Regions from separate parts of the Homo sapiens genome. Here all the other regions are linked to region 1. A link is a contact called in ENCODE Hi-C or POLR2A ChIA-PET data. All regions are on one chromosome and are shown on one strand. Each heading gives the region's core, a stretch centred on a gene start or an enhancer-like site at or near the end of the contact. The rest is flanking DNA. Distances are from core to core; before and after follow the strand shown.

Region 1 (3,500 bases), core at 420-2,919:
AAATTAGAAAAAGAAGCAAGGGAACAATAAACCCAAAATTCTGGACTGTTGCTGCTTCTGAAGAGGGAAGGTGAAAGATGGGCATGAAGAGGACCTCAGAGATGATGCTGATCTTTAAAAAAATCTAAGGTGTCAGCACACAGGGTTTATGCTGTTTTTATTACTTCTATCTTATTATGGTCTTTCTAAATTTTCTTTTCTTTCCTTCTTTTTTTTTTTTTTTTTTGGAGATGGAGTTTCATCGTGTTGTCCAGACTGGTCTTGAACTCCTGACCTCAGGTGATCTGCCCCTCTCAGCCTCCCAAAGTGCTGAGATTACAGGCGTGAACCACTGCGCCTGGCCGAAATTTTCTTTTCTTTCAACACAGAAAATCTTTCCAAGTTCATGAAAGAATAGCCCATGTGCTCAGGATGGACAGACAGGAAGGGCCTCCCTGACCTGACCCTGTTCCCTACCTCTCTGGCCAGAACCCCAGGCATGCCCCTTACCCGGCTCTGCCACACCAACCTCCACGAGGTCTCCTCCTCCAGACCCTTATCAAGAACACTTCTCAGAAACCCACAGGACTCGGCCTCCCTCACAGGTCCCCTCTCAGAAGACTAGAGCCATCCCCACCCTCCCAAGACCCCCACCCTACCTGCTATTCTCCCACCTGCTGAGCACCGTAGACCCCTGTCCGCTTTGACCAGAGCCTGGCAGGGCGTGGTTTCTCAATACCTATTTGTTAAATAACTAAATGAATGACTATACATAAACTCATATTAAAATTAGTGTGCTCCATGGAAAGGGTAATGCATAGAGCCCTTAGTTATCAAACCAGCCCCCCCACACTTTAGATGAGTTGGGACAAAGGATCGGTTTAGTGTTCTAGAAGTTTCATTTCAGGGGAAAAGAAGAATCAGTCCTTACTGAGCAGGTGGCCCTGCTTAGGCAGAAAATGCAGGCGTTTCAATGGTTTGCTGTAATAATTCAGATGAGGGAAGTGAGCCCAGGGAGGCACCTACTTACCAGAACCCAGTGGAGTAATGACAGGGCCGGGATAGACCAGCTCCCTCTGAGGCCCGTTGGAAATGGCCCTCCAACTCTGCACTCCTCAGAGGCCTATGAGGGAGCTTGGAGGGCGAGCCTCACTGTCCTGTCGGCCTGCTCTCTCCGCCCCCTCGACAACCAGGAAAGCCCGTGTCAGCCCTTCCCAGGGTTCCCTTCATAGCAGGACCCCGAGAAAGGACTTGACCTACCGTCAGAGGTCGAGGAGTGCTGCTGGAGCCCAGCCTGACTCCCAAACTTCAGCAGTGACACACACTCAGGCAGACCCAGGCCCTGGAGTGGCCCTGACCACATGGGCCCCCCACGCCACACACACTTCCTGCTCCCCAGCTCACCTCCTCTCCCACATTCACAAACCCAAACCAGGCACTGGGTCACATGTGCCCCATAGTCAGCCTCCCAGGAGGCAGCCAGTAGGCCCCACGCTGACAGGCGGCGCCCATATGCCCACCTCTAGGCTGGCCTGGCTGGGCCAAGAGCAAGGTGGCCTACCTGGAGGGGTGGCCGTCAGCGCCTGTAGACATCAGAAGGCATGGGCCCCCTATCCCCAGCTGCAGCCCCTCAGGCTCGGGGGAAGAGGACCCGGCCCCACATCGTCAGTCCTCAGCGCCGTTTCACTCTGAATCACTGGAGCTGGGTCTCTGCTCATTTCCTGGAGAAAGCAGAAGTGGAGAGCCGGCAGATGCCTGACTCTGCCCACTCTCCAGCCGACCACGGAGCTGCTGGAGTTCTGGCGGGTGACTTGGGTTCTGCAGCAAGGCCCCTTGGGGCTGGCTGTGCAGCCTCCGTGGTCAAGCGGTGCTGGTTGGGGCCAAGGACAAAATGGAAAGTACAGCCCAGCCCTAGAAGAGTAGGTCTGGATTCTGTGTCCCCTCTTCACTAGCCGTGTGACCACTGGTGCACACCTCTCCTCTCTGGGCCTCTGGCAAAATGAGAACAATGATGGTGTTAGGTGAATCTAATCAGAGGTGTGTTTAAGTGCACCCCTGGACATGGCATGGGTTGGGCAGCCCTCACCCCACCAAGCTCAGAGTTGCCCACTTGGATTTCTTCCTCCCCCATCCTCAGATAGAACTTGAACCACCAATGAGGGGAGTCCTCCTGCGGCCAACACTGAGGCAAGGATGAGAGGACATCTAAAACCATAGAATGGAAGTCTCTGAAACTCAGACTCCAAATTCTCATTCCTCTGAGTATATAAACTAGGCTGAATTATCCATGTCACCTATCCATAACGTCATCTCCACAGTACAAACAAGCATGTCCATTCACACACAATCCTGCTTGTGCTCTGTAAAAGGAGAATTTTGCCAAAGAGCAAGGGCACTTGTTAGCGCTAATGCCTGATCCTTGATCCTCAGTGCAGCTCATCGCTTGTCTCTAGCTCACAAAACCAGTGGACCATGCATGACTGACTGAGAGGCAGCAACAACATCACTTGTTATGACATGGAGTAAAGCTCCAAGATTGGTTTAAAGAGGAAAATAACATTTGTCACAAAACCTCAACCTCCACCAGTGCAAACTTGTCAGTAGACAGCAGCCAAAATAGGAGATCTATCCAGCTGCACTCCAGTCTGGACAGCAAGAGCGAAGCTCCGTCTCAAAAAAAAAAAAAAGAAAAAAAAGAAAAGAAAAGAGAAATTGAAAGGATACATGCAGTGCCAGCCAAGGGAAAGAGAAAACCTTAGAGAATTTGCAGTGAAGTGTTTGTTGTATATGATGAAAACCCCTCGTCATTGTCACCAATGAAATCATAAATAAAATCTACAAGAAGATATTGCCTGAAATCAGAGGCCTATGGTAAGAGCGGATTAGACAGAGGAACTTCCACAGAGGCAGGAAGGGTGGCCAGCATGGGACAGGCCAGGACCCCATGCCTGTGAATGCCCAGAGGAAGCGCGGAGAGTCTGTCATAGTGGGATCTCGCAAAGTCTGCTGGAGGGCCCACCTGCACCCAGGTCTCCTACCTTCTACCCACCCCAGCACCTTGCCGGGTAGCCAGCAGCAGGCAGGTAAAGAGCACTAAATTCAGAGCTAGAAACTCAAGGTTGAAATTCTCACTATCTTAACTGAGATAATTGACATCTTATTTGCAGAATGAATGAATGCCTTGTTAGAAGGAACAAATCAAATAATATTTGCAAGAGAGGTTTTTTTTTTTTGAGACGGAGTCTCGCTGTCGCCCAGGCTGGAGTGCAGTGACGCGATCTCGGCTCACTGCAGGCTCCGCCCCCCGGGGTTCACGCCATTCTCCTGCCTCAGCCTCCTGAGTAGCTGGGACTACAGGCGCCCACCACCTCGCCTGGCTAATTTTTTGTATTTTTAGTAGAGACGGGGTTTCACCGTGTTAGACAGGATGGTCTCGATCTCCCGACCTCGTGATCCGCCCATCTCGGCCTCCCAGAGTGCTGGGATTACAGGCGTAAGCCAGCGCACCCGGCCAAGAGAGT
Region 2 (3,342 bases), core at 232-2,731, 77 kb after region 1:
TCTCGCAACAGGCCTTGTAGAAGGTCCCCGTGGCCTTGGGCATGGAAGAAATGGGAAATGTTAAAGGTGCCGAACTCCATACAGCACTGAGTGAGGAGGTGGTGCTGGAACAAGGTCCAGAGGGATGCATCAAAGTTCAAGAGGCAAAAAAGGGCAGGCAGAGTGGAGTGTGTACCCAGTGAGAATGTCGGCTATAGTAATGAAGAGGACCAACTATGAAATGACTCAATACAGTATAAGTTAATTTCTCTTTCTCTCAAGATACTTCCAGGTTGACAGTGAGGGCTTGGCTCCATGCAGTCATTCAGAGCCCCAGACTGCAGGGATTCTACCATATTCTACATGGGAATTCCAAAGTGGTCCCATCCCAATCAACCAGAAAAGGGAAATGAGCTTAGAAGGGTAGCAAGAGAAGGAATCCTGGAAGCCAGGCCTAGAAGTAACCACATCACTTCTGCTCATGTATAATGGCCAGGATGCAGTCACACCTAACTGCAAGGATGCTGGAAATGTAGAACATCTGTGTGTTCCCAGGAAGAAGGGGAGAACAGATTCAGGTGGAGAGCTGGCATCCTCTGCCTAGAACAGGGAGTCTACAGTGACTGGGGCAGACAGAGTGAATGTGGTGGAAATGGGCCAGAGGTGTGCTGACAAATGCTTAACAACCAGCTCTGTAGAAGAAAAACAAAACAAAACAAGACATCTAAGCTCTGATTTACTGCATTTGCTAGTTTTCTTGGTGTAAATACTCCCACAACATTCAATTTCAAACTACCAGCATGATGTCATTGAACATTAGAGTTGAGAAGAGATGCATGGCAGCAACCCAGTATATATTATCCACCATGTAGAAACAATAGATGTCAATTACCTGAAGAATAATAAAATGTAGTAAAATGATTTGGAAATTATGAGTTTTTAGTGCTTGTTACCTTTGTCTTAAATAGTTTATTTAATTATAAGTTTATATACATTAATTTCTAATGATGTTCTTGCTAAACAACTGGCTTACAAAACTCCTGAAAATTTAACAATCAGTTATGTCATTGGTACTCTCCAGCTGGTCCGGCCCACTACTGGGATAGACAGAAGGAGAAACCAAAGTATGAGGGTGGGAGCTGCCCATGAAGACCTTGAGTGACATGCAAGGGAGCTGCGGCATCGACCTCCTGGCAGCAGGAACAGAGAGTGCACTAAGCAGGCAGGCTGGGGACCCAGGTGCTGGTGACCCCTGGGCAGGCATCACAAAGCCAGAGTAGCATTGTTTCTCTCCTCTGCCTCCAGAAGGGCTTACTCTGGTCCTCCATGCAGCTTCTGGAACAGGGGAAGCAGGGCTTTGCTATCTATATGTCGCCTTTGTGCAAATTAGAGGAAAGCTCCCTCCTCTAGCTGCACACCTCCCCACCTCCCTGTGCTGGAACACAGGGCTTTGCCAATGGAGCCCAAATTCAGCCTCCTTACCTCCCTCTACTGGACACCTTTGAGCAGTGCACAGACCATCCAACAGCACCTGTGGCTCTGGGTGGAGTTGTCTCAAGTTGGGGCTTGGGACAGATGCCCTTTCCACTTTCTGACCAGGAGATTTATTCGCAGATGTGCCTCTCCCTGAGAAGAATCTCCCTTAGGATGGCAGCCAGCAAACACCCCATGTGCAGTTGTCTTCTAAAGCTGTGGTTCTCAACCCTGGCTGAATCCCTAGAGGAGCTTTTACAACTCCCAATGACAATAAACACTGCAGACTAGTTAAATCAGAGCCACTGGGGGTGGGACACAGGAATTCACTGTCAGAGCTCCCTAATGTGCAGCCAAGGTTAGGAACTACTGTTTTGAAGGTATCCTGGCTCTGGGCCAGTTGATGCTGATTGGCAGCCATCCCACCAACAGGTGTGCATTTCAATAGATGCCTTCTGCCTTCCGGAGACTTCTGTCCATTCAGTGCTCAGCTTCTGTCCCTGAACAGCCCTTAGAAAATACTGAATGATTCAAGGCAGGAAGCCAGGTGAAGGCAGACCTAGGACCACTGCTGGAAAGGGGCAGCACCGTGCAGGCAGGCACAGGGCAGTGGAGAAGGAGGCATCTGTCTCCGCTGCTAAGCTAGACCTGTATCTCCCACTCCTTGGTCTGGGTGTCCCACTTATAAGTGAGAAGAGTAGGGCTGGTTCTTCAAATAAAAGCTTATAGGAGGTCACATGTTCAACAGATCCCCTTGCCCTGCCCTTGTCCCCACTCCATCCTCCCACAGGCCACCCCAGAGGAAGTGGGAGGCTCCCAGGGCCCTGCAGATCAGGGCTGGTAAACTTCAGGATGAAGGGGCTCCAATTCCTGCCTCTGTGGACCCTTCATCTCAGGAAGTACTGAGAGCACAGTCTGAGGTTGGAGAGGAGAAAAGAGCTACTTTGCCCACCTGCCCCATTCCCCCAGCCTTCTCAGACGCAGAACGTAGATCAACTCCTGCCCTTTTCCCAGCCTGACTTCTGGGGTGTGAGCCCAGCTCTGATCCCCAGAAAAGCAGGCGAGTGAACACAGTGACTTAATATCATCAGGGAAAACAGCTGCACAGGAAAAGCGCCTGGGGGTGGTTTCTTAACCAAAACAAGCGTGAGTGGACCCAGACTAAGTCTCAGGGCATTTCCTTGCCTCTGACTTGGATGAAGTGGTCCAGGCTGCATTACTCACAAATGGCTTCCTGATTGCTCAAGACATTGTCACAAGCCACAGGACTTGCCCTGTGACCCTGGTGTCGACATGAGATTTTCTAGCTTGATATTCTCCCCACTCCTCATGGGTGGCCCCTGTCCCAACCAGGGCTTGTACCTGGCCTTAAAGGAAAAGGAGGTCAGTTCTGTCATTCAGTGGTGTTTCTTGGATCTGCCCATGAAGCCAGAGTTTCCTGTGAGGCTTCTGGCCTGAGTCAGCCTGGGGCTCAGGGAGGGCGTACAAGAGGGGCAGTACAGGGACATAGATAAGGGCCCAGGGGAAGTGCTTAGTGGCTCATTCTGCTGGTGGAATCAGGAGAATTTCATTGGGGAATTGCCCAAAGAGGACAAGGCAATGTGAGGAAGGGCATTCCAGAGAGAGGGAACTGCACGTGCAAAGACACAGCTACATGTGCAAAAACACAGAGGCACAGGAGAGCAGGGGCTGCACATGCAAGAACAGGAACACACAGGAGCAAGGCATGTGCAAAGTCACTGGGGCACACAGGAGCAGGCGCTGTATGTGCATATGGTTGTATAGAGCATCGGCAAGAGATAGGTCAGAGAGGAGTCCATGGATGCTACCATGAAAGAACCTGGAATGTTATGCCAAGGTACTCATTCATCCCTCTGAGGAGTAGCTGAA
Region 3 (3,141 bases), core at 240-2,739, 110 kb after region 1:
CTTTTATGCTCCTAATGCCATAGCTTTGAGGAAGACATAAACAAAGAACACTCATTGTTTCTCTTTAAAAAAAAAAACTTTTTCAAAAAAATGAAATCAGAGACCCAATCACTGTCAATAATGCTAAAGCAAAAAAGACAAGTTAATAACAAAATGACATTGAGGAGAGTGTGCAGGCATGAGAGAGCGAAGATCAAACACACACACACAGACACACACACACACACACACACACACACATACACTGCATAATACTTCTGTAGTTAATGAGAAAACCAAAACTCAAATTCAAACTTCCAGTTAAGGGTGACATTTAAAAGTCACATTTGGCTCCTCCACATCACAAAACTTCATGATACAGCACTAGAGGATGTTTTTAAAGGCACAAGCACAACTAGATGGAAAGAACATGAGGGGAGAAAGCATTCTGGATGCAGGAAAACAGATGAGGGAGAGGCTGCTGATTTATTTAGCTGATCCAAGACAGCTAAATCCCAAACCAGCACAAAGGAGAGCATGGAAGCTGTCTGGTTTGCAAAACAAAACCCCTCAAAGACTTGGGGCTTGGCAGGACTAGATATCTCTGGAAATGAGGGCAAAAAAGGAGCTCAGGACAGGAGCACTGGGTGAAGGTTAACTTAAAAAAAAGCAGTTAGGGCCAGGCGCAGTGGCTCACGCCTCTAGTCCCAGCACTTTGGGAGGCCAAGGCAGGCAGATCATTTGAGGTCAGGAGTTCGAGACCAGCCTAGCCAACATGGTGAAACCCCGTTTCTACTAAAAATACAAAAATTAGCCGGGTGTGCTGGCACATGCCTGTAATCCCAGCTACTCGGGAGGCTGAGACAGGAGACTTGCTTGAACCTGGGAGGTAGAGGTTGAGACAAGATAAGCGCTACTGCACTTCAGCCTGGGCAGCAGAGCGAGACTCTGTCTCCAAAAAAAAAAAAAAAAAAAAAAAAAAAACCAAAAAAGAGCAGTTAGATCTCAGATTTTCTGAGCAATCCAGTGCCAAGAGGTGACTGCCCGCCCCGACTCAGCTGTAAGACTGGAGTTGTATGTATTCTCTGAGAATAAAAGGGAGCCCTTTATAATGGGGACTCTGGCCCTTTCTTGGTGGAATATCTTAGAGAACAGGAAGGTTGGGTGAACATCAGTGTGCAGACCAGTTCCTTAGGCCCCAGTCTCTATCCACATTTGGTTTCCAAGCCCCAGCAGTCAGGAGTAGCCCCCAGGAAGGAAACTGATGAATTTTCTCCAGTAAATTTCTCCAGAGGTTCTCCAGTAAAATGGCGGAGGTGGACCCTCCTGTGTATGCCCTCCCCATCCTCCGACGCCACCCAGTCAGCTCCATAGAGAACCATTCTCAAGTGGGAGTGATAGGCCTGGTTCAGCAGACATTTGAGGAAACACTCTCATTTGAGGAACCAAGACAAAAAGAGGAAGAAAACAAAAAGCAAGTTGCAGGCAGCAGATACTGTGCAGGGGGAAGAAAACTGTTATACAAAACTACTGTAATATCCTCAGAGAGAATCTCTAAATACGGAAGAGTCAGAGGAGGAACCGATCCCCAGAAGTCAGAAATAAGATATCATGAATAAAAAACTCCAAAGAAGGGTTGGATGAAAACTTGACACTTCTAGGAAGAAGAGGACAATAAGAGAGACAACCCAATGTCCGAATAGAAGGAGTTTTAGAAAAAGAGAAGAGAGAAATGAAGGAAAAAGAGTCTTTAGAGAAATGCTTGAAATAAACTCCCCAGGATGGGAGTATAAACACTAAATACTAACTGAGATAACCAAAATTACCATGGAGATTTGGGAAGGTGTGTGGTTGGGTGGCGGTGGGTGGCGGTGTGGGGAGGGATGGGTGAGTGGAGAAGGGGCAGAAAGCAAAATCTCACTGCCCATGCTAGGAATTCCACAGACAATGACTAAAATGTAAAATCAAAAAGGAGTAACATAAGCATACTAATTAGAAATAAATATCTTAAAAAAAGGAGAAAGATAGAAAAGAAACCTCATCTGAGACCATAGAACGTGGTGACAGATTCAGGCAATGGCAGGGGAAGAATTTGCTGCCTCATGATAAGCCGTGTAGAACTCTTGATTCTTCAAACTATGTGCAAGTGTAAACTTTCATTGTAAAAAAAAAGTGAAATAAGATGGAAATAATTTATTTTTGAGATTTTGAGCATACAAATAAGACAAGTCAGAGCCATGGGGCAGGGATGTGAGGCAGGGGAGTGAGTTGGTAACAGGGTCAGCTTGCATTTTTTCTGTGTTATTGTAATTTCTCACGTTGAGACTATCTTCATGTAAGTCCATATTTTAAAGTATTTTAAAAATTTAAACAAGAAAAGAAAAACTATAACCAAAAAACGGAATGCAGCAGGGCCACAGTGCTAGAGGTTCTTTGGATGACCAGGAGGAGAATGGGGAGGCCAGGCCAGGGGCTCCCTCTTCTAGAAAGGGCCACTGAGCCCCACGCTGGCCTCTGAAGAGGCCCTGGCATATTGGAGGTTCTTGGAAGATGTGTTTAGAATGAACCTAGGAATGTGTGGGAGGTCCATGGATGCTATGTGTCTGGCAGTCCACACCCAGTGGGGAGCCCATAGTCTCTGACGTAGGGCATAGGATGCTCATCCTACAGGCAGGAACACAAAATGCAGATGTGGGACTAGAGGACTCCTGTAAAGGGGCTTCACTGCCACACCCAGGATCTAGGTCCTCACTTCGTGGGCTGCGATAGGGGTCAGTGAAGGTTGTGGGTTGCTTATACTTGGCCATCAGAGCCCCAAGAGGAGAGTCATCCTGCAGCAGCACAGATAGGGGCTGACCAGGACCAGGCTGGAAGCAGAAAGGCCACTTAGATGGGGCTGGTGTTCTAATATCAGCTGAGGCCAAGAAAATCCTCACCATGCTGGAACAAGGGCTGGGGGCCTTGGAAGAAGCAGGGGAGGGAACATGGCAGGTGGAGTTTGGAATCCACACTTCCCCCTCCCACCTACCTGCCATGGCTGATGCAACATTATGTTCTAGAAGAGGCAATTTAAAAATCACTTTGAGAGCAGGCTAGGTTTCTGTTGTATGTTTTATTTTTTTTCCAGGAGAATAAGTGAGGGAAGCTCAGCAATAAGGAGCC

The links. Hi-C counts contacts between places; a loop is a spot of excess contacts on that map. ChIA-PET counts read pairs that join two places held with the same protein, here RNA polymerase II (POLR2A). Pooled maps may share reads with other maps.
Region 2: a loop to region 1 is called in a pooled map, with 2.0 times the contacts of the local background. The contact joins the enhancer-like site here to the promoter of WDFY4 in region 1. A Hi-C loop is called at or near these places in 3 of 37 single-sample maps with no recorded cell type and 2 of 50 pooled maps. POLR2A ChIA-PET finds 5 or more read pairs at or near these places in 1 of 52 experiments (activated CD4-positive, alpha-beta T cell).
Region 3: a loop to region 1 is called in a pooled map, with 2.7 times the contacts of the local background. The contact joins the enhancer-like site here to the promoter of WDFY4 in region 1. A Hi-C loop is called at or near these places in 1 of 168 maps with a recorded cell type or tissue (OCI-LY7) and 1 of 50 pooled maps. POLR2A ChIA-PET finds 5 or more read pairs at or near these places in 3 of 52 experiments (B cell, GM10248 and OCI-LY7).

Annotation. Positions count from the first base shown.
Region 1 is chr10:48,683,042-48,686,541 of GRCh38, reverse strand. It overlaps WDFY4 (WDFY family member 4), which reads right to left and starts at 1,669. Exons shown (of 62, transcript NM_001394531.1): 1 at 1,541-1,669. RefSeq lists enhancers at 879-1,419, 1,438-1,737, 2,668-2,747 and a silencer at 2,398-2,447.
Region 2 is chr10:48,606,455-48,609,796 of GRCh38, reverse strand. It overlaps a transcript of ARHGAP22 not described here. Among named protein-coding and RNA genes, the nearest start is that of ARHGAP22, 3.1 kb to the right of the region's middle. RefSeq lists an enhancer at 1,547-1,606. Within about 2 kb of position 1,481, at least 2 of the 41 ENCODE cell types and tissues checked have a DNase peak (open chromatin) inside an H3K27ac peak, as active enhancers do.
Region 3 is chr10:48,575,624-48,578,764 of GRCh38, reverse strand. All of the region lies in intron 2 of ARHGAP22 (Rho GTPase activating protein 22), which reads left to right. Among named protein-coding and RNA genes, the nearest start is that of ARHGAP22, 28 kb to the left of the region's middle. RefSeq lists an enhancer at 1,316-1,365. Within about 2 kb of position 1,489, at least 5 of the 41 ENCODE cell types and tissues checked have a DNase peak (open chromatin) inside an H3K27ac peak, as active enhancers do; they include B cell and OCI-LY7, where a contact is called at or near this core.